3 separate regions of the Homo sapiens genome follow, and regions 1 and 2 are each linked to region 3. Evidence: read pairs that join two places in POLR2A ChIA-PET (ENCODE). Cell type or tissue: Panc1. All regions are shown on one strand.

Region 1 (8,000 bases), 330 kb before region 3:
AATTAAGACATGTTCACTGGTTTTTTAAATATACATATATATATATTCTAAAATTCTATTGTGCACTTAATAGACTATAATATAGGGTAAACAAATTTTGTCTGCACTGGGAAACCAAAACATTTGCATGACTTGTTTTATTGAGGTGGCCTGGAACTGAACCTATGATATCTCTGAGGTATGCCTGTACGAGCTTGGGAATCCTTAATATAATAAATTCTCTTCCAACATAATATGATATAATCTATAATTATACATAATAATATAATAATTATAGTAGTAGGATAGACTAATTCTCTCCAATTAATTTATAAATTGAATTCAATCCCAAGATGGTTTATCAAGGAACTTTCAAAGCTTATTAAAAATGTTATATGTGCTTTGGAAGGCCAAGGCCAGAGGACTGTTGGAACTCAAAGTTCAAGACTAGCCTGGGCAACATAGCAAGACCTGTCACTATTCAATTAAATAACAATAAAAAAAGAGTCTGGGCACAGTGGCTCACACCTGTTATCCCAGAATTTTGGAGGCCGAGGTGGGCAGATCTCTTGAGCCCAGGAGTTTGAGACCAGCCTGGGCAACATGGCGAAACCCCATCTCTACTAAAATACAAAAATTAGCCAGGCACGGTGGCATGCACCTGTAGTCCCAGCTACTTGGGAGGCTGAGGTGCAAGGATCACTTAATCCCAGGAGTTGGAGGCCAGCCTAGGCAACATAGCAAGATCCCTTCTCTACAAAAGAGTAAAAAAAAAATTACCTGGGCATGGTGGTGTGGGACTGTGGTCCCAGCTACTTGGGAGGCTGAGGTGGGAGGATCACTTGAGCTTGAGTGGCAGAGGCTGCAGTGAGTTATGATTATGCCACTGCACTAAAGCCTGGGCAACAGAGTGAAGCCCTGTCTGGAAAAAAAAAAAATGGATAAGACTCAGAAATAGCCAAGTGGAAGAGGTGCCGAGGGTGGGGTATGGGGAGCGGCGTGGAGCTTCCAGCCCTCTTCTAGGCCCACCATCCTCCCAGCACCTCCATGTGTCCATCTACCCAGAAGCTCTCTGAACATCATCCTTTAGGGTTTTTATGGAGGTCCCATTACATGTGCATGATAGGTAAATCTTTGGCTATCGATGATTAGCTCAATCTCCAGTCCCTCTCCCCTCTCAAGGTGAGTGGGGGGCTGGGGGAGTGAGGCTGAAAGTTCCCACCCTCTAATCACAGGGTTGGCTCTTCTGACGACCAGCCCCCATCCTGAAGCTATCTAGGGGCCCACCAAGAGTCACCTTATTAGCATGAACTCAGGTATGGTTGAAAGAAGTTTGTCATAAATAACGAAAGAAGCTCCACTACCGCTATCACTCAGGAAATTGCAAGGATTTTAGAAGCTCTGTGTCAGGAACCATAGGAAGACCAAATATATATTTCTTACTGTGTCACCATGCGCTGTAGGAGCTCCTACACAGCTTCATAGTAACACAGGTCCAAGAAAGTCCATTGCATTATTGTTTCTAATAATTCCCAAATGCTCTGTCAGTAATGATAACATAATGTTCAGCTGCTAGTGATGGAAGTGTATCTCTAGAAAGGTTTATTCTCTCAAGTTAAAAAAAAAAGTTGAGGCCTGGTGCAGTGGCTCACGCCTGTAATCCCACCCCTTTGGGAGCCCAAGGCAGGTGGATTGAGATCAGGAGTTCGAGACCAGCCTGGCCAACATGGTGAAACCCCATCTCTACTAAAAATACAAAAATTAGCTGGGTGTGTTGGTGGGTGCCTGTAATCCCAGCTACTCAGGAGGCTGAGGCAGGGAATTGCTTGAACCCAGCAGGTGGAGGTTGCAGTGAGCCAAGATCACACCACTGCACTCCAGCCTGGGCAACAAAGTGAGACTCCGTCTCAAAAAAATAAATAAAATCAATCAATCAATCAATCAATCAATCAATCCAAGGCTGGGATGAAGGCTCCACAAAGTCACCAGGGACCTGGTTTCCTTCTGTCTTCCTGCTCTGTCGTACTGAGGAGGGAGGCTTCATCCTCAGCATCACTGCATGGTCTAATGTGGCTGCTGGAGCTCCAGCTATCAAATCCACATTCCAATCAACAGAAGAGGGCGAGGGAGGGAGGAAGAGCAAAAGCGAATGCCCCAGTCTGTCCCTCTTTGGAGAAGCGCTCTCATATATCCTCCCCTGAAAGTTCTGTTTATATTGTGGTGACCAGAATATATGTGTAGCCACACCTGGAAGCAAAAGAGGTAAAGAAATGTAGGCTTTTAGCTGGGCACATTGTTGCTTTGCGTATCTGTTACTAAAGGAGGGAAAAAGTATTTGGGAAGCAACCAGTAGTCTTTGTCACTCAACTTAAATATCTTTAGGAGAATGGATAAATAAATTACAGTGTATTTGTGCGATGGAGCACTATATAGTAGTTAAAATGAAGGAAATAGAGCTACGTGAATCCACATGGATAATTCTCAGAACAAAATCTCTTGCCCGAAAAAGCGAGTTGCTGAGTTCCAACTCTACGATGCCATTCATATAAAGTTTAAAAGCCTGCAAAACAACACAATGTATCTTTGATGGCTACATAAAATATATATGTTGGGAAGGTATAAAAACATAAATGAAAATGAAAAATACTAAACGCAAGATGATGGTTACCTCTGGAGAGGGAGAGCAAACAGTGTGATCAGAAACAGAGACATCCAGGCTTTCGATTACTACCTGTGATGTTGTATTTCTTTAAAAGACAAGAAAAAATTTGGAGGAAACAGCAAAATGTTAAGGCTTGTAAAAGTCGAATTGTGAGTACGCAGCATTTAACCCACCATTCCCTATATGTTTCTGTATGTTCCACATTTGTCATTGTATATGAGCTAGATAAAGAAGGAGATCAAGATCATCTAGAGGCATAACTTAATGAGATGTAACCCACATATGGCGAATTCCCACCTCTCAAGGATACAGCATGATGAATCTTTACAGAGTGAATTCCTCCAGAGAAGGGTATAGAATCTAGCATCCCAGAAATTTCCTCTCAGTGGCAGCCCCAGCAAAGAAAAAACACTATTGTGATATCTACCACCATTGATTGTATGGTTTTTTTGTTTTGTTTTGAGACAGTCTTGCTCTGTCTTGCCCAGGCTGCAGTGCAGTGGTGCAATCACAGCTCACTGCAGCTTTGAACTCCTGGGCTCAAGTGACCCTCCGGCCTCAGCCTCCCAGGTAGCTGGGTCTACAGGCGTGTGCCGTGACACCTAGCTAATCTCTTTTATTTTTTTGCAGAGATGGGGTCTCACTATTGTGAAACCCAAAAGTCTGAGACAGGTCTCAGTCCATTTAGGAAGTTTGTTTTGCCAAAGTTAAGGATGCGAGCCCATGACACGGCCTCAGGAGGTCCTGGTAACATGTGCCCAAGGTGGTCAGACCACAGCTTGGTTTTATACATTTTAGGGAGATGTGAGACATCAATCAACAAATGTAGGATGAACATTGGTTCAGTCCAGAAAAGGCCAGATGACTCAAAGTAGGGAGGGGGCTTCCAGGTACAATTGGTTGTATTCTACTGAGTTTCAGATGAGCCTCTCCAAAGGAGGCATTCAGATACGCATTCATCTCAGTGAACAGAGGAATGACATTGAGTCGAATGGGAGGCAGGTTTGCCCTAAGCAGTTCCCAGCTTGACTTTTTCCTTTAGCTTAGTGATTTGGGGGCCCCAAGATTTATTTTCCTTTCACGTTGTGTTTCCCAGACTTGTCTGGATCTCCTGACCTTAAACCTCCCTCCCTTCTTAACCTCCTAAAGTGCTGGGATTACAGGCATGAGCCAGCATGCATGGCCTGCGTTTTGTCTTTTGCAAGAAGGAATTGTCAGACGTGTGTGAATGAAAGCAACTCCATCTTAAATAGGAGCTGGGTAAAATGAGGCTGAGACCAACTGGGCTGCATTCCTAGATGGTTAAGGCATTCTAAGTCACAGGATGAGATAGGAGGTCAGCACAAAATATGGGCCATAAATACCTTGCTGATAAAGCAGCTTGCAGTGACGGAGCCGGCCAAAACCCACCAAAACCAAAGTGGCCACGAGAGTGACCTCTGGCCGTCCTCACTGCTACACTCCCACCAGCACCGGGACAGTTTACAAATGCCATGGCAACGTCAGGATGCTGCCCTGTATGGTCTAAAAGGGGGAGGCATGAATAATCCACCCCTTGTTTAGAATATCATCCAGAAATAACCATAAAAATGGGCAACCAGCAGCCCTCGGGGCTGCTCCGTCTATGGAGCAGCCGTTCTTTATTCCTTTACTTTCTTAATAAACTTGCTTTCACTTTGCACTACGGACTAGCCCTGAATTCTTTCTTGCGCGAGATCCGAGAACCCTCTCTTGGGGTCTGGATCTGGACCCCTTTCCTGTAACATATTTACGGCGATCACAAAGGGATTAAAGTGCAGAAACCCTACAGAATCACGCCAAATCATACGGTATATTCTCGTGAATGGCTGACTTCATTTTCTCAGCAGTATGTCTCTGGAGTTCCTCCGAAGAAGCCGTTTTCTAATCTTCAGCACTCATCCAATCAGAAGGCTGGAGCTCTGCGCTCGACATAAGGAAGAACTTCATCATTAACTCCCCGAGCCCTGCAAAGCAGCTGGGAGGGAGATCTAAGTTTTTGGAGTGGATTTCAGGATCCTTTGTACCCACAGCTGTTTAGGGAGCCGGCGTCCTGCTGACAGCTGTAGGTGGATTTGAAAATGTTCCCAAATTCCCTCCTGGCCCTCAGTTTCCCATTTCTCTTCCTCTCCTGATGTCGGCTCTAAATAAAGAAAAAACCAAGTGTCAGGGGCTGCAGAGAGGCTCCTGAGAATGCTCACATCTCAGCTCTCAGACAGCTCACAAGGGGTGTTAAAATAATTAAAGCTGAAAAGGGAGATGTAGGTATTATTTTTAGACAAGCGTCTAAGGTTTACCTGTTATACGTGCCCTTCATTCCTGTCCCTCATTCACTGCCAGCATCTTTTTTTTTTTCATTAAATAGAACAAAAATACACTTAAATTTTATGGCATGGCTAATAAAAAAAAAGGTTAAGTTGAACTCATTTCATCAAAGATTTGTGGTGGGATGACCCACTGTAGTTTTGTTGATGTGTTTGCTTTTTTAACAGACTTTATTTTTTAGGGTGGTTTTAGGTTTACAGCAAAATTGAGCAGAAGGTACAGAGAATTCCCATATACTGTCTGCCTCTCCAACACACACACAGCCTCCCACGCTATCAACATTCCTGCCATCGTGGCACATTTGTAATGGAAACCAAGAGTCTCTGAGACAAGTCTCAATCAATTTAGAAAGTTTATTTTGCCCAGGTTAAGGACATACCCATGACCCAGCCTCAGGAGGTCCTGATGACATGTGCTCAACCTGGTCAGGGTACAATTGGTTTATACATCATAGGCAGACATGAGACATCAGTCAATACAGGCAAGATATGCAATGGTTCAGGATGCGAAGGTGAGACAACTTGGAAACAGGGGCGTCCAGGTCATAGGTAGATTTAAAATTTTTCTGATTGGCAATTGGTTGAAAGAGTTATTATCCGTAGAAAGGAATGTCTGGGTTATGATAAAGGGTTGTGGAGACCAAGGTTTTGTTTTGTTTTGTTTTGTTTTTTGAGATGGAGTCTCGCTGTGTTGCCAGGCTGGAGTGCAATGGCACGATCTCAGCTCACTGCAACCTCCACCTCCTGGGTTCAAGCGATTCTCCTGCCTCAGCCTCCCAAGTTGCTGGGATGACAGGTGCGTGACAGCACGCCCAGTTAATTTTTGTATTTTTAGTAGAGACAGGGTTTCACCATGATGGCCAGGATGGTCTCGATCTCTTGACTTTGTGATCCGCCCGCCTCGGCCTTCCAAAGTGCTGGGATTACAGGCCTGAGCCACTGCACCTGGCCCAGATCAATGTTTTATCCTGCAAATGAAGCCTGTAGATATCAGGCTTTAGAGAGAATAGATTGTAAATGTTTCTTGTCAGACTTAAAGAGTCTGTTTTATCAGCAATTCCAAAAGGGAGGAGGGGATAATGAGGCATGTCTGGCTTTCTCTTTCCAACATGGCCTGAACTAGTTTTTTCAGGTTAGCTTTGGAATGCTCTTGGCCAAGAGGAGGGGTCCATTTAGATGGCTGGAGGACTTAGAATTTTATTTTTGGTTTACAGAAAAAATTGATGAACCTTACACTGTACATCATCATCACCCAGAGTCCAGAGTTTACATTAGGGTTCACTCTTGGTTGTGGTGTGTTTTCTCTGGGTTTGGACAAATGTCTAATGACATTGTAGGATCATACAGAGAGGTTTCACTACCCTAAAAATCCTGTGTGCTCCCTGCCAGCATTTTTTAACATCATCTCTTTCAAGTTGTTTTTGTCAAAAATGTTAAATTACCAAACAATGCGGCGATATGTTCTTGCAAAAGTAAAGGCTACAGATACGTGCTGATGGGTTCTCTCCACTGGTCTGGAAGCATGCAGCACTTACAAAGCGTCCTGACATGGGATCTGTTTCCTGCGTGTGCAGTGGTTGGTGGGTTACACTCTACCTGTCTGCTTCCCCATGTGTGGGAACTACAAGGTGGGCCACAGTTCCTGGTCAGCCACCACACCTAGCCAAAGACTTCCAGAGACTGCTCACAGGTCCCTGGAATCCATCCGTGAAATTGTCAGAGGCATTTGAACCAGAGCACCTCCATCTTGAAGAGGAACTGGGTAAAATGCGGCTGAGACCTACTGGGCTGCATTCCCAGATGGTTAGGCATTCTAAGTCACAGGATGAGGCAGGAGGTCAGCACAAGATACAGGACATAAAGACCTTGCTGATAAAATATGTTGCAGTAAAGAAGCCAGGCAAATCCCACCAAAACCAAGATGGCAACAAGAGTGACCTCTGGTCATTCTCACTGCTACACTCTCCCACCAGCATCATGAGTGTTTACAAATGCCATGGTAACGTCAGGAAGTTCCCCTATACGATCTAAAAACGAGAGGCTTGAATAGTCCACCCCTTGTTTAGCATATCTTCCAGAAATAACCATAAAAATGGGCAACCAGCTGCCCTTGGGGCTGCTCTGTCTATGGAGCAGCCGTTCTTTATTCCTTTACTTTCTTAATAAATTTGCTTTCACTTTACGGGCTCATCCTGAATTAATGAATTAATTCTTTCTTTCTTCTTCTTCTTCTTCTTTTTTTTTTTTTTTTTTTTTTTTTTTTTTTTTTTTTATGGAGTCTAGCTCTGTCGCCCAGGCTAGAGCTTGGCTTACTGCAACCTCTGCCTCCTGGGTTCAAGGGATTCTGCTGCCTCAGCCTCCTGAGTAGCTGGGATTACAGGTGCAGGCCACCATGACTAGCTAATTTTTGTTTTTTTTTTTGTTTGTTTGTTTGTTTTTTTAGTATAGACAGGGTTTCACCATGTTGGCCAGCCTGGTCTTGAACTCCTGAACTCAGGTGATCCACCTGTCTCGGCCTCCCAAAGTGCTGTGATGACAGGCGTGATTACAGGCGTGAGCCACCGTGCCTGGCCCACCTGGCTAATTTTTGTATTTTTAGTAGAGATGGGGTTTCACCATGTTGGTCAGGCTGGTCTCGAACTCCTGACCTCAAGTGATCCTCGGCCTCCCAACCAGGTCCAAGAACCGTCTCTGGGGGTCTTGATCAGGACCCCTTTCCTGTAATATCTTTCTGGTGTCCACAGAAGGGACTATACTGCAGAAACACCCAACCCAAAGGCTAATTTTGGGTAAGTGGTGGGATCCAGTAACAAAATTAATGGACCGACGGAAGTCCAATCCAAACTACAAAAGTAACAGAGACTTGTATAAAACACATGCACACACAGAAACACACACTGCACGGAGCCCCACAGAGAATTCCATTTTTGAATTATTCATTTTTCACTTCCATATTGTCATTGTTTTATCTGCAGTGGAGGGAGAATTCCCTGTTGCTGGTGAAGTTCATCAGAGTC
Region 2 (8,000 bases), 810 kb before region 3:
CCTAAGGAGCCTCCCACAGAGCTGGCAGAGTCCTCCCCTCCCTTCATCCCTCACACTACCTGGACAGGTTACCCAGGGGCACAGGGCCCAGACCCGTACTGTGGAAAAGGTCCGTACAGCTAGGCTTAATGCAGCCATTCTGCCTGCCAGCTGGAGAGACAGAAACTGCCGGTGGCTATGGGGCAGCTCCCCTGGTGGGAAGGCCCTGGACACAGCTGGCAAGTATAGCCCTGGGGGCTAACAATGGGTCTTTTGATTTTTTTTTATGAGACTGGGTTTCACCCTGTCATCCAGGTTAGACCGCTCATTGCAGCCTCAACCTCCTGGGCTTCAGCAATCCTTGCTCAGGCTGGTCTCTAACTCCTAGGCTCAAGTGATCTTCCCATCTCAGCCTCCCAAAGTGCTGGGATTACAGGTGTGAGCCACCGCGCCCAGCCAACAAATGGGTCTTAACCAGAGTGAACACTGACTCTGGACTGGGCTTTGCTTGCCTGGTGGAAGAGGCCAGTGCTCAGAGTGCTATAGAAAGAACAGAACAGAAGACACTGCTCGGATCTGGACACCGACCGTCATTTCCTCAGACCAGGGGACACACTGTACATCCCACGGTGTCCAACAACGGGCAGAGACGCATCCTCCTCGGAGTGAGTCTGACAGAGCAGCGGAACGGGGAGTTAAAACCCTGGCTAAGACAGGGGCGATGAAAGCATGAAGGGCTGGCCCACATTCAACGGCTAAAGGACGTCCCCATTCGATGTTCCTGTTTTGTGGATCAGGGAAAGAGGGGCTGGGAAGGAGGCTGGTGTGACCACACAATTCTTGCCGAGAGAGGAGCAGGCTGGCATAAGGATTACACATTTTTCTTCCTTCCTTGCATCACCTCAGCTTGGCCACCCTGCTCCCACTTGGTGCAGTGATCCTAGGACCAGGTCTTGCAACCCCAGTGCTGGAAGCAGAGCTGGTTCCTAAGCAAGAAACTGTACTGTTTTTAAACCTTACGTCGGGGCCAGGAGAGGTGGCTCATGCCTGTAATCCAGGGACTTTGGGAGGCTGAGGTGGGAGGATCACTTGAACCTGAAAGTTCAAGCCTGCAGTGAGCTGTGACTGTGCAGCTGTGCTTCAGCCTGGGTGACAGAGACTCTGTCTCAATAATAAAATAAGAATAAACCTTACACTGGAATTCCAAGGACCTGATGGGGGTGGGTTGTGCCTTTACCCCATCTGGGAGAACTGGGGTTCACGGTGACTGCAGCTGTACTTCCTGGTGGTAAATACAGCCCCCTAGTCCTGCACCTGTGTAGCCCTACCCTATCTGAATGGGAGTGGACTGAGGGGAGACACTGGCTAGGTTATTGCTGCCTGCAATCCAGACCAGCACAGTGACTGAACCTAATGCTCCTTTCAAACGTGGACGCTTGGGTATAAATGAAGAAAAGGAGGACTAGTAGCAGAGGGTAACGGAATGAATAAATGGGCCATATGATAGAAATCCAATGGTATATTAATACCTCGAAAGCAGCTTCAAAACAAGAGATGATATTGTCTCTTAGTTCAATTATACCAGATGCCTGAAAGGGCGAAGCTATATGTTTGGAAATGGAAAGGAAGACCAAATGTATACTTCACAATATCACAACACTGTTATGAATGGAATGGCTGTGCCTCCCCAAATTCCTATCCCTAATTCCCAGTGGGATGGTATCTGGAGGTGGGGTCTTTGGGAGGTGATTAGGGTTAGAAGAGGTCATAGGTGGGAGCATGACCTGATTAGTGCCCTTATAAGAAGACGGAGAGACATCAGAGCTTCTCTCTCTCTCCACCATGTGAGGAAGCAGCAGGAAGGTGGCTGTCTGCAAGTCAGGAAGAGAGCCCTCACCAGGAACCCCACCGGCCAGCACCTTGATCTTGGGTTCACAGCCTCTGAACTGTGAAAAATATATGTCTGTTTTCAAGCCACACAGTGTGTGGAACTGTTATGGCAGCTCCAGCTAAGACAGAAAACATGATGAAAATACTACTCCTGGGGAATCTGCCCACTCAGATGTGAAAGGCTCATAAATAAACTCAGATTTGTTTCTAAACCTTGAACTCATAAGCAAGGAAATTTTAAAAAGATCAACTAAAACTTGTGAGGTGTCCCTGGTGATCCCAGCAAAGATGTCTTCCAACTTCAGAAGAGGAGGGCCTTTCAATCTCCTATTTACCAAACAGCAAATCACAACTGCACTCACATCACAGGAATGTCTCCGAGGAAATGCTCAAACACGAGCTACACTATGCCGCCTTAGCGGCATAGTCTTTTCCAAAGACTCGCTGGGATACATGTGTCCAGTTGTTAATACTGGTCTGCTAGAAGGTTTAGTGAGAAGAGACTTAAAAAAAAGCATATTTCGCCACAATTTTTTCAAAAAGAGAAAAGAAAAAAGTCATAACAACTTAATAAATCAAGCATTTCATTTGGCTTAAACGCAAAATTCTCACAAAACCTCTCCTAAGAACAGCCAGAATAGGGCAGGCCTTGCTTTTTCACAAGAGCAGGCTGGCTTCTGAGTCTCCGATCACCACTTATGGATTGCATCAGCCCATCTGTGCCACCTCCCTCCTATCTCTTTTGAGAATTTCATCTTTCATTCAAAACCACCCAAGTTAAAGTCTGATTTCTTCCATGACACTCACACCAACAGCTCCCTACTTACATAGAGCTGGAGGCTAAATTGTGATCATCTCTCCACAAGTTGGGTAATACAGGCCCCTACTTCAGGAGTTCAGACCCCTGGCTCTCAGGGAGATGAATGGAAGAAAATCGTTCCTCCTATAGCTCATAGCCCACTGCTGAGCACAAAAGAAATTCAAAATCAGAGAGCCAGGTAGGTAAACAAATACTACTTGCTAAGCATGGTGCTAGATGTTTTCACATCTCTCAGAGTCAGTCTAAAAGGAGGGTATTAATACCGCCTTCCTTGATAGCTAAGGACTGAAGCTTCAATAATATGTAGCGAAAATGGTGAGAGTCCAGGGCTCTTCTCATTCCCTGGGCTTTACTCAGTTCTTGTGGAAGCTGATTAAATTTGTTGAAATCTGGTAAAAGTGGATGGGGAATGGGGTTGATACTACCACCCTTTGAAACTTTCAGATTAAGGGTACGTTATATTTAACCAGAATTATTTCAACTGTAAGCCTTCTTTCAGGAATAATACATAAACTTTATGGGAGGCCGAGGCAAGAAGACTGCTTCACAGTGAGACTATCTCTACAAAAAATAAAATTAAATTAGCTGAGGCTGGGCGTGGTGGCTCCTGCCTGTAATACTAGCATTCTGGGAGGCCAAGGCGGGTGAATCACTTGAGCCCAGGAGTTTGACCCCAGCCTGGGCAACATGGCTGTTTCTCTACAAAAAATTAAAAAGCCTGATGTGGTGGCATGCCTGTAGTCCCCCAGCTACTCAGGAGGCTGACGTGAGGAATGCTTGAGCCCAGGAGGCAGAGGTTGCAGTGAAACAAGATTGCGCCACTATAATCCAGCTTGGGTGACAGAGCCAGACCCTGTCTCATAAATAAATAAATAAGTTGGGTGTGGTGGTGCACACCGGTAGTTCTAGTTACTCGAGAGACTGAAGTGGGAGAATTGCTTGAACCTGCGAGTTCGAGGCTACAGTGAGCTATGATCACGCTACTACACTCCAGCCTGGGAGACAGAGTGAGACTCTCAAAAAAAAAAAATTCCTGTCACAGTAATTTTTATAATTCACTCTAAAATTGTTCTCATGGCCTTTTCTGATTATAAAAACACTTCATTTTTAAAAACTTTTTAACTTTTTTAAGACAGAGTCTTGCTCTGTCACCCAGGTTGGAGTGCAGTGGTGTGATCTTGGCTCACTACAACTTCAGCCTCCGGGGTTCAAGTGATTCTCATGCTGCAGCCTCCTGAGTGGCTGGATTACAGACATGTACCACCACGCCTGGATAATTTTTGTATTTTTAGTAGAGATGGGGTTCTGCTGTGTTGGCCAGGCTAGTCTCAAACTCCTGGCCTCATGTGATCTGCCCACCTCAGCCTCCCAAAGTGGTGGGATTACAGGAGTGAGCCAGCAGGCTTGGCGAATAATACATGTTTTGGCCACAGTTAAAAATAAAAATAATTTAGAAAGTGAATGTTTTCATAAACATATATAAAAATAAGAAAAATAGAACAACTGAGGTAGCTCAGTGGATGTACTTACACCACGTACTAGTTTTTTACACATTTCTGTGTACATATATATATATATATATATATATATATATATATATATATATGCCTGTTTTCCCTTCTAAACAGAAACAGGATATATATTTTGCTACTTACCTCACTTTTTCACTTGATGCGTCAGGGACTTCTTTCCATGTCAACATAGAGAGTTCTCTCTCAGCTTTTCTAACCGCTGGACAATATTCTATCACATGGTCAGTATTCCAGTTTAGTCAACCAACCCCTACCAGTGAATAATTAGGTTGTTTCCTTTTTGTTTTTATAAGCAATACAATAAACATCCTTGCAAATAATCTTTGCATATTGATCTGATTTTCCTTTTTAAAATTATTATTGTAAATTATAACAATATAGGAAAAATGCATAAAAGATACATGCACTAACCGATAAAATAGCAATCACAAAGGTCAACAAATGGACTGCAACCAGCACCTCAGAAGCACCCTTATCAAAACACTCGCTCTGTCTTCTAGAAGCAACCACTGTCTTGATGCTGGTATCCTTTCCAGTAGTTTTATCTCCTGTGTATGCACTCTTCAACAATGTGGTTGAATTCTCAATGTAATCACACTATATATGTGCTTATGTATGAATGTAAACACACTATATGTACTCTTTTGTGTCTGGTATCTTTGGGCCAACATCATAATGTTTGTGAGATTGATCATATTGCTGAGAGCTGTCCTCTGCTCATTTTTCCTGCAGCATTCAGAAATTAAAAAAAAACAATTTACTCACCCATTTTACTGTTGAGGAACATTTGGATTTTTTCAATTATATATAATGCTATGAACATTTACATACATGGCTTTTCATACCTAGGATTGGGATTACTGAGCCACTGGAAACACATATCTTAACTTTAGTAAATCATACCCATCTGTTTTCCAAACTAGAGAAACCAACTTGTGTTCCCACCAGCACTGCAGTGTATGAGAGTTCCTGTCATCCCACATCCTTGCCAATTCTTGGCATTGTCACGTTTTAATTTTTGCAAATCTGTGAGTATATCATAATATCATCTCCTCTTCTCAGAAGTGCCTATTGAAAGCCGTAACTCATACTGAATTGCCTATTTCTGGATACTCACACCTTTGTAGGTTACAGATAGCAAATGACTTCACTGTCACAGCTGGTGCTATCTTTGAAAATATACAGCAGTTCTTAATTTTATGGGAGTCAAATTATTAATCTTTTCCTCTTGGATTTGTACTTTTAGTTCTTTAAGAAATTCTCTCCTACATCAAGATCATGAAGATTCTCTCATATATATGTGTATATACATACACACACACACACACGCACACGTTAAATACATGGTTTTGCCTTTCAAATTTGGTCTCTAATCCATTTCAAAGTAAGTGTCTGTGTGTGTGTGTGTGTGTGTGTGTGTGTGTGTGTGTAGGGTACAATTTCATTGTTCTTTATGTGGTTTGACTACTCTACTTATCTAATTCTGCACCAACACCTCCACTGTATTGAAGTTCTTAAAAAGATAAATCTTAATATCTGATAATTAGAGAAAGGGCTAGCAAACTTTTCCAGTAAACAGCCAAATGGTAAATATTTCAGGCTTTGTGGGTCTAAAGACATGTAGCTGTCTTTACTGTATATTCTTTTTTCTCAAGCCTTGAAAAATGTAAAGAACAATCTTATTTCATGGGTGGGCGTACAAAAATAAGCTACATGAAATTTAGCTTGCAGGCCAAAGTTTGCTAATCTCTGTGATAGAGCAAGTCCATGTTATTCTTCATCAATAACAACTACAACTTGACATCATTACTCCTCAAGGGAACGCAAATCAAAACCACAATGAGGAAAAGAAAACAAAGCTCAAAGACTCACAGTTCCCACTTTGAAAACTTACTACAAAGCTACAGTAATCAAAGTGATGTGTTCCTGGCATAAGCATAGATGTATAGATTGAGAGAATAGAATTTGGAGTCTAGAAATAAACCCACATATCTATGGCCAATTGATTTTCAACAAGAATGCCATTAAATGGGGAAAGAGGAGACATTTAACAAATTGTGCTAGAACAACTGAGTGTCCACATGTAGAAGAATGGATTTGGACCCCTACCTCAAACCATATACAAAAATTAACTCAAAATTTACCAAAAACCTAAATAGAAAATAACTTAAACATAAAAAGAAAATGTAGGTGTAAATCTTAATAACCTTGGATTTGGCAACAAATTCTTAGCTTTGACACCAAAAGTGAAAACAAAAGAAAAAAGAGATGTTAGTCTTCATATTATTTCTTACACATTTCAAACCTTCCATCAGAAATCACATTCTTCCTGTTTCAAGTGTAGTTCCTATGATTCCTGTTGGGAGGATTTGCTACCCATCAACTCTCTGTGTTTGGAAATGTCTCTGTTCTGCCTTCTATTTTACAAAACTCAATTAGATTGAGAGTTAAGCTCTCTTGTAGACACCACCTCGAGATATCATTCCACTCTTTCTGGCGCCTGCTGTAGCTTTTGGGAAGAAAGCTGTCAAACTGTCACTCCTTGAAAGTTCACGTCTACCTTTTTCTGTAGCTGCTTTTAAGATTTTCCTCTTTGTGTTTGGTTTTCTGCAGTTTTATTATGTCTATAGTGTTTTGGTTTTTTTTTTTTAATCTTGCTTGGGATTCACTGGGTTTCTTGACTGTTTGATATGATTTACCAGCCACCGTCACTTCAAACATGGTGCTGCCCCGACTTTTCTTCCTGTGACTCAGTGTTAAACGTGCATTACACCTTCTGACCCCATCCTCCTTCCTCCTGACCTTTTATATTCTCCCTTTTTGTCTCTCAGCTCTACATTCTTGATACTTTCTTCCATTATTTCTTCTAGTTTACTAATACTTTGTTGCCTAACATAGCCATTGAGTTTTTTAGTTTTAAATGTTCAATTCTAGAATTTCTAGTTTGTTCTTTTAAACATATGCCATGTCACTTTAAATAGTGTCCAGTTTTCTAACTTTTATCTTTAAACAAGTTAGGGCAGCTGTTTAAAGACCGGTGTCGGAGTCCAATATCTGAAGCATGTAGGTCTGACCTGACCCCACCGTCTGCTGCAGCCTCTGGTTCCAGGCACTGTGTTGTCTACCTGGGAGTCTGGCTGTCTCTGTGATGCCCCTGCCCCTAAGAAACCATCTGTGGGGAATCTCCATGGTTTAGGGTTAAAGTGTCTTTCCAGAGAAAGTTGGCTTCTACCAGGCACTTGGGTATGTTATCTGTTTGGTGTCACTTTAAACTGGATCCATCGCACAGGGGTTGCCTGGACTGCCATGGTGCTAGGTATGTGGGTGACAGGTCTCCCGGGGAGCTGGCCCATGGGTGGGATTTAGTTTGTCTCCTCCCTCTCCCTGCCCTGCTTCTCTGCTGTCCCCTCTTTGTGCGTATCCTTTCCATTCATCCTCACCCTCTGAGGTCCCCATTCATTACACGGCAGTCTCCTATCAGATCCCCCAACTTCATTTCCACCTCCACTTCGGGACCCCCAAAAGATCTGTCAGAAACTGCAGCTCAGGCTCTGCTTCTCCCACCAGGCTCTTGTAAGGTTTCGCCTGGTGGTGCTTTACAATCCTGTCAGTGCTTAGAGGCTGTAACACATTTATTTATTTATTTATTTATTTATTTATTTATTTATTTATTTATTTATTTTGAGATGTAGTATTGCTCTGTCCCCCAGGTTGGAGTGCAGTGGGGCAATCTCGGCTCACTGCAACCTGCGCCTCCTGGATTCAAGCGATTCTCTTGC
Region 3 (8,000 bases):
TGGCGTGGAGCTTTTGACGTTGGTACTGATCTCACAGTTGGTGCGGACTCTTTGATGTCAGTACTGATCTCACAGGTGGTGTTGGCCTTTTGACGTCAGTACTGGTCTCACAGTTGGCGTGGGCCTGTTGACGTCAGTACTGATCTCCCAGTTGTCATGGGCCTTTTGACATCAGTACTTATTTCACAGGTGGTGTGGGTCTTTTGATGTCAGTGCACAGACTCTTCCCGTGCACCAGCACCACCTCCATGGCGCCTCCCCATGTCTTTTAGGTTTTGCGTATATTACTATTGGCTGCTGTGAGCACCATTTTTGGAAGTACATTTTCATATTGCATGAAGAAATACCTGAGACTGGGTAATTTATAAAGAAAAGAAGTTTAATGGACTCATAGTTCCACATGGCTGGGGAGGCCTCACAATCATGGTGGAAGGCAAAGGAGGAGTACAGACACGTCTTAAATGGAGGCAGGCAAGAGAGCATGTGCAGAGGAACTGCCCTTTATAAAACCATCAGATCTTTGAGGACTCACTGTCATGAGAACAGCATGGGAAAAAACCACCCCCATGATTCGATTGCCTCCCACTGGGTCCCTCATGACACATGGGGATTATGGGAGCTGCAATTCAAGATGAGATTTGGGTGGGGACACAGACAAACCATATCAGAAGACAGTTATAATATTTGCATAATACCCAGACTGTGAGGAATAAGCCAAGTAATAAGCAATAACAGATGGAATATTGAGGTTATGCAGAGTCTGTGCTGTGCATGTCACAGCCTGCACTTGACCTGAGTCATGTGCTTCCTGAGCTCTTTACAGGGTGCTAGGCCAGGATATACGTGAGAGTTACAGTGATTGGAAAATTAGTTTTCCTATTAGTGTAAATACGTATGTGTTAGGGGATAGATGATACACTATTACAGACTTATAAAATGGAAAACTAAAATTGGAATGTAAAGCTTATAGCAGGTAGCCTCAGGCTGTGCTCCCAAACCTTTGGGTTCAGTTTCTTTATGTTTCTTCAGTTTTCTGTTACGGATACTGGAGCAGAAGTTGAATTTTAGTGGATTTGATGTAAAGAAATGGGTATATTTCAACTTTCACCTCCTTTCCTGTTCCTTTTTTTTTTTTTTTTTTTTTGCTTTGAAGTGTGAATGAATAATACTATAGACAAAATACAATAGCAAAGACAAATTATGGATAAATTGGAAAATCAAACTCTGCAGAACAAAGATTTTTTAGTTTTACATCATGTAACAAATTTAATGACAAACTATACCAACAAGTGAATTGACGATTTAAGATATTTCATTTAGCTTCCAAAATGTGAATGCTAATAAGTTTGAAATCACTAAATCACAGTAATTCCTTGCATTGGGCAACAGAAATCTATTAATTAAAATGAAAAGTCTAAAGATATTTTGGGGAAGATTGCAAATTTCAAATAACTGTATGTGGTATCCTCCAGTTCCTTTTAATAGTCTCATCCTTAGCTGCGCATTTACTTCACAAGGGAAACCTTAAAAATACTGATAACAGAGCCTCACTGCTGGACCTTTAGATTTAATGGGTCTGCAGTGAGGGCTGAGTATAGCACTTTTTTTTTTTTTTTTTTTTTTAAGGCCTGGTCTTGCTCTGTCCCCCAGGCTGGAGTGCAGTGGCATGATCGTAGATTACTGTGGCCTTGACCTCCCAGGCTCAAGCGATCCTCCTGCCTCAGCTTCCCAAGTAGCTGAGACTACTGGCATGTGCCACCACACGTGGCTAATTTTTGTATTTTTTGCAGACATGGAGTTTTGCCATGTTGCCCAGGCTGGTAGAGCATTTTAAAAAACTCCCCAGGAGATCCTAATGTGCAAAGTTAAGAACAACGGTTTATATGATAATCATTCTTTAATCATATTATTTGTTTAAAGGTAGATTCCTGTATTTTAACATTTTAACTTTAAGGTTGTGATACTCTGATGAAGGCAGCTCCTATCAACCTGTAGGCAGTTCAAGGTGTTAACCTTTATCTTTAATGTTTTTATGTGTCAGATGGCAGTTAGTATAAGGATTACCTTTTTCCTTTTGCAGTGTCATAATACTGAGTGCCAGGACCTAAGTTTTTGAAACCTCCCAGTAGCCCCTTTTTAAACTGCTCTGAGCCTGCAGGGCACAGCATGACCTAGCTGTTAATTTAGTACTTTCATCTGATTGACCTGGGAAGGATCACTGGCCGCCTAGGGGAGACCTTCCCATTATTAATTCCTGCCTGGATGTCCTTTATGTGTCTGCACAGAGGTTTCGGCTTTGGCCACGTTGTGAAAGTCATAAAATTAAAGAAATATTTTGCACTGGCTGTTCACATTGACATTCAGAAAAACAAATTGCAGTAATCACTGGGGCCTCTTCCTTTGAAAGAACATGCGACCAGTGCCTTTTTAGTTTATATCTTGGTAGATTTGCAGTGGGTCTGCTGTACGTTGATGGGTGGGAAGTGTTAATGATCACTGTGGGCCCATGGCCGCTGGAAGCTATTTGTATTCTTTGCACTCGTGTGGGGCATGTGTGTATATGTGCAGAGGTGTTCATATATTGCTTTTGTTTGCATTTTAAACATGAAGCTCATTTTTAAAGTACTTGCAAAATTTATCCAATGGGAGGCAAACCTTTAAATTAGTGATTCTCAAACTTTGAGTGCATAAGGATCAGATACAGGGAACCTGGGGTGGTGTCTGAAGTTTGAGAGGACTGGGGTCAATAAATTTCCACAAAAGGTGACTTCTCTTAGATGCCCGGATACAGATGACAAACAAGGCTACAGATAGTTCTATACAGAAACAAATGAATATATTTTTACCATTTGTGGAAATTACAGTTTTGAAACTGGGAAGCCCTTTGTATCACTATCAGCTCTATTTTTGGAAGTAATGGAGGAAGTATTTCAACCTGATTACTGCCTGTGGAGTGAGGAATTTCTTAGTGTTTGACTGACCGCCTGCTGATACTTTATTTCTTTAGAGCTCCTCAAGTCATTATAAGAATCACCCAACAGTGTGAAATCAAAATGATTTCTTACTATAAAATGTCAGCTATCTATCGTAAAAGATTATGTGCCATTTAAAAATATAATTGCCGTTTCTCCCCTCTCCCCCACCTTACATTCAGATGTTCCAGAATAACAGAATCCCTGCAAAATGAGAAGGAATCCCTGCAAAATGCAAGGATCTAGCCTGTGCAAATTTCAGAAACCGCCTTCTACTTTAAGTCTTTTAATAGTCCAGATAATTATCACTCTGCTCACTGCCCTTTTCTTTCTCTCTACCTCCTCGTCATTCTTGCGACATTTTAATGATGCTGTTTGTGTATTGCTGCTGATGAATTCTGCCCAGTGAAGGTTATTTATTTATTTTTCCCTGAGCTGGATTTTACCCTCTGTTTACTTATGTTGGTGTTCTGTTTCCTTTCCTAACTGCTACCAGACATTCGTTTCCATGCCTTTGTATAATGCACAGCAGGCTGATGAAGCGTGGGGACTCGCGCTGTGGGAATCCTGCTTGGGTAAATGTCACCGCTTTATATAAAGAACTTTGCTCTATCGTAGCTCCAGAATCTGCTCAGATTGCCACACCTTAACATATGATCTGATTATTAGGAAGTATATGTTTGTTGTGTTTTGAAACACTGATGGGTTTTTAATGCACTGCTGATTAATATGTGAAAGTGAAAACCAGCCAGTGAATAACCTGGAGTCCTTGTCCTCCTGCCCTCTGCAGGCTTGCAGGGCATTGGGCAGCTGGGACTTGTACCTAGGACAAGATTACCCATCTGTGGAAACGCATTGCTGACACCTGGACAAAACGAGTGTTGCAAGTGGAAATCAGTGGAGATGCAGAAGAGAATTTTGCCTCTGTCCTGCTAATGGGGAACATATTTAACTTGGTGCAGTATCTGCAGTAAGCTAGTGTGTTAGGTACTATTTGAAGGAGTCTTACTCATCATCAAGTTAATTTCTTGACTTTAAGAACGTATTTATGCAGCAGCCCTTTTCTCAGCACCTCTGGACTTTTGAAAAGTGGCCTTTTGTCTTATTTCTACATAGAAGCACTGCCCCTGTGCTTCCCTTTCTGGTGTAGGGCGCATGGAGCACTGGGGACAAGGTGGGGCTGTTTCTCAAATCTCCTGCCCCCAGGTCTGGGGATAGTATGTGATGCACATGAGCTTCACCATGCATCAGCTGCCCCGTTCTCCAAACCTAGCTTTACTCAAAGACCTTGGTGGTTTGGAAGTGCTCAGCTCATCTTTGTATACTTCTACTTGTTTTGGAACATCATTCCTTTGAAGAAAACTTTGAAGACAGCTTCTCAAGATGTTTGTCTTTCCTATTGCCGTACTGCATTGACTAGCCTCAGCTAAGGACCTGGACTAAAAGATAGGCACCCATGCTTACTGGGGAACCTCTTGAGTCTTTAAGAATGTATATGCAAGCTTCAATCAACTGATGGATGATTCCCCTCCAATCTCCCTTCCCTTCCTCCTGCTCACTGGCCACTGGCGACACCCCCAAACAAAAAGCTGTGTATACGCAAGAGGGCATATGGCACAGTGGGTGAGAACGTAAGCTCTTGAGACAGGTTCCGGGTTCTGGCTTTGCCACTTCGCAGCTCTTTTCTCTTTCTGAACCCCTGTGTGCCCGTTTTCTCATTTGTAAAAGAATGAAGATAATAGCACTTACCATGCCTAGCATAAACTGTTGTTTCCTAAATATATCATTTTAACAACTTTATTGATATATAATTTACAGCCATAGGGTTCACCATTTTAAAGTGTGTAATTCATGATTTTTAACATGTTTAGGGAGTTGTGCAACCATCATCATAATCTAATTTTAGAACATCCCCAAAAGAAACCATGTACCTACTAGGAGTCACTCTCTATCTCCTCCTGCCTCTCTGCCCTGCTTCCCTATTTCCCAGGTAATCACTCACCTACTTTGTATAGATTTGCCTACTAGGGACATTTATATTAATGTAATCATACATAGACGGTTTTTGTCACTGACTTGTTTCACTCAACATAGTGTTTTCAAGGCTCATCCATGTTGCAACATGTGTCAACACCCAAATTCCTTTTTATTGCAGATTAATAAAGTGTGTGGATATACCACATATTGCTTATCCATTTATCAGTTGATAGACATTTGGATTGTTTCTGCTTTTTGGCTATCATGAATAATGCTGCTATGAGCATTGATAATACAAGTTTTTGTGTGGATGTATGTTTTCGTTTCTCTTGAGTATATACCTAAGGATGGAATTACTGGGTCGTATGGTAACTTGATACCTAACATTTTGAGAGACCGCCAAACCATTTCCATTTTACATTGCCGCCGGTCATGTATGAGGGTTCTGATTTCTCCACATCCTTGCCAACACTTGTAATTGTTTGTCTTTTTGATTCTAGTCACTTTACTGGGTGGTTTGGGTGGGTTACCTCATTAATTGTGACTTTGATTTTAATTTTCCCAGTGACTAATGACATTGAACATTTTTCCTGTGCTTATTAGTCTAAATATACTATTGATTGTAAGAAAAATTGCTTACTGTTTTAGAGATAATACTGATATAAGAACCATCAGTCCCTGCTTTCATTAGAGGGGCAAGAGTGAGGATAGTTTTAAAATCAAGCATACTTAAAGAATCATACCTGCATCTCATTAAAAGAAAATGTTATTTCTAGGTAAAGCTAAATCATCATTAATGTATAGGGTTTACTGTTTTTCTAGTAGGTTTATGTGTAGAGCACTCATTTTGTTTGGTTTAATCTCTAGTTGCTTTTATGTTTTAATTTAACAAAAATGGGTGATTGGAAAGATGGAAAATACCCTTGTTGCCACCACAGTGAGTTCCAATTTGATTTCAGCAACGCGTAGAAGATTGAAGTCAGATGCAGCCAATTTTCTCCCGATTACTTTTTTTTTGAATCTTGCCTGAATAATGTGAGCTTTTTCAGCTAGCTAATTAACACTGTTTTTTTCTGCCATATTGGTGACTTTATGATATTTTGCTTGTAATTATATATATATTCATTTATATACTTCTACCCTATTCGTAACTTTATGATATTTTGCTTGTAAAAAATTATATATAAATTCATTTATATACTTCTACCCTATTTATTAAATGTCCCCTGCATGAAATATATATTAATAGCTACTGCATGGATTATCTTTGATTGCTTTTCTAATAACAGTTATCTGGACTTTGCTTGGTCTTGGGTAAGAGGCATATTTGTATGTATATTTTCTCATTTTTGAAACAGAAACATAAACTGTTGCCTCCGATATATTTAATAAAACTCACCAGCACTACTGATAATATTTAATTATGCAGTTATAATTCTATTCATTTTTAGTTTACATTCTGAATCTTAGGGGCAGTGAGGCAGAGTGACATGATCATGGAAGTATTTGTACCACAGGGGTTTGACCTTGACTCTGCCACTTCCTGCGTGACTTTGAACTAGTCAAAGTTACCAGTTCAAAGTTAGACTTTGAACGAGTCTAATTGTTAGAGAATGGCATGAACCCGGGAGGCGGAGCTTGCAGTGAGCCCAGATAGTGCCACTGCACTCCAGCCTGGTCGACAGAGTTAAGACTTCATCTCAAAAAAAAAAAAAAAAAAAAAAAAAAAACAACAACAAAAAAGGAGGTTACAGTCTGTTTATGTTGTCTAGTTACTAGTCAACACTAACCACTCTGGCTCGGTGTTTTAACCTGTCTAATGGGTATTTTTTTTTTTTTTTTAAGTCATACCATCTACCTGATGCGGTCGTTGTGAGAACATTTCAGATAGTATTTATTAAAATATTTCCTCCTTGGTATGAAGTAGATGCTCAATAATTGTTAGGTAGCACAGATTAATTATCCTTTATCTAAAAATTCCAAATCTGAAATGCTCCAGTGAGCATTTCCTTTGTTGGTGCTCAAAAAGTTCCGCATTTTGGAGCGTTTCAGTCTGTCGTTCCAGGGGTAGTAACAGAAGCTGTCATCTTGCTGGCTCTTCCATCTGGCTGGGTTGCATGAGAGTTAAACAGTAATAGGAGAAATGAAATTTCAGTAATAGGCAGTCTCCTTAGCACAATAATTGGTACAAGAGAGTAAGTCTGACAGTGCCAGTGACCATCAGAACAAACCACAGTCATTGTGGTAAAGTTGCTCGAGGCAGTGACTGAGGAAAGTGTGTCTCCATTTCTGTAACAATGGGTAGATGTCTGCTCTAAGGATTTTTAATTGAGGTAAAATGTACAGAAAGCATGAAAAGAATTTCATAGATGTTAAGTGCATAAGCCGGTAAGTTTTGACAAACGCATGGACTTTGTGACCACCTCCTCACTCCAGATGAACGTCTCCATCACCCCTGCAAGTTCCCTCAGGCCCTTCCAATTAATCTCCATCCCTGTAGGCAGTCGTTTTTCTGATTTCTTTTCAAATAGATAAATATTACCTGTGCTTGAATTTCATATGAAGGAAATCAAAATGTTAAAAGAAGAACTTCAGACAAAGGAAATTTAGCAGAGTTTAATTGAGCGAAGACTAATTCTGGAATCAGAAGCCCCCAGGCTAGCCTAAGTTCAGAGTAACTCATGCTGCCACATCATCAGATAACACTTATGAACAGAAAAAGGAAAGCACCATAAAAGATAGAAGTGAGGTACAGGTACAGAAACAGCTAGATTGGTTACAGCTTAGCGTCTGCCTTACTTGAACACAGTTTGAACACTGGCCGCCTGTGATTGGCCAAAACTGGTATAAGAGTAGGTTACAGGCTGAGCGAGGTGACTCACACCTGTAACCCCAGCACTTTGGGAGGCCGAGGCAGGCGGATCATGAGGTCAGGAGATCGAAACCATCCTGGCTAACACGGTGAAACCCTGTCTCTACTAAAAATACACAAAAAATTAGCCGGATGTGGTGGCGGGTGCCTGTAGTCCCAGCTACTCAGGAGGCCGAGGC

The links. ChIA-PET counts read pairs that join two places held together with the same protein. Peaks named below come from ENCODE experiments on the same cell type or tissue, not always from the same donor. Only the 100,000 strongest peaks of a DNase experiment are listed, where the experiment ranks them.
Region 1: POLR2A ChIA-PET joins it to region 3 with 13 read pairs; 1 of 35 experiments calls an interaction of 5 or more read pairs at or near these places.
Region 2: POLR2A ChIA-PET joins it to region 3 with 13 read pairs; 1 of 35 experiments calls an interaction of 5 or more read pairs at or near these places.

The regions. Positions count from the first base shown.
Region 1 is chr7:3,255,979-3,263,978 of GRCh38, forward strand. The region is part of intron 2 of SDK1-AS1 (SDK1 antisense RNA 1); the gene reads right to left. Among named protein-coding and RNA genes, the nearest start is that of SDK1, 41 kb to the right of the region's middle. In Panc1, no CTCF peak of the experiment used is centred here; no DNase peak of the experiment used is centred here; H3K4me3 peaks cover 1,132 bases; H3K27ac peaks cover 5,580 bases.
Region 2 is chr7:2,775,799-2,783,798 of GRCh38, forward strand. The region is part of intron 2 of GNA12 (G protein subunit alpha 12); the gene reads right to left. Among named protein-coding and RNA genes, the nearest start is that of GNA12, 65 kb to the right of the region's middle. In Panc1, no CTCF peak of the experiment used is centred here; no DNase peak of the experiment used is centred here; H3K27ac peaks cover 844 bases.
Region 3 is chr7:3,589,178-3,597,177 of GRCh38, forward strand. The region is part of intron 1 of SDK1 (sidekick cell adhesion molecule 1); the gene reads left to right. Among named protein-coding and RNA genes, the nearest start is that of SDK1-AS1, 240 kb to the left of the region's middle. In Panc1, CTCF peaks have their summits at 3,778 (motif pointing left) and 3,984; DNase peaks (open chromatin) are centred at 3,654, 3,764 and 3,964; H3K4me3 peaks cover 2,243 bases; H3K27ac peaks cover 7,988 bases.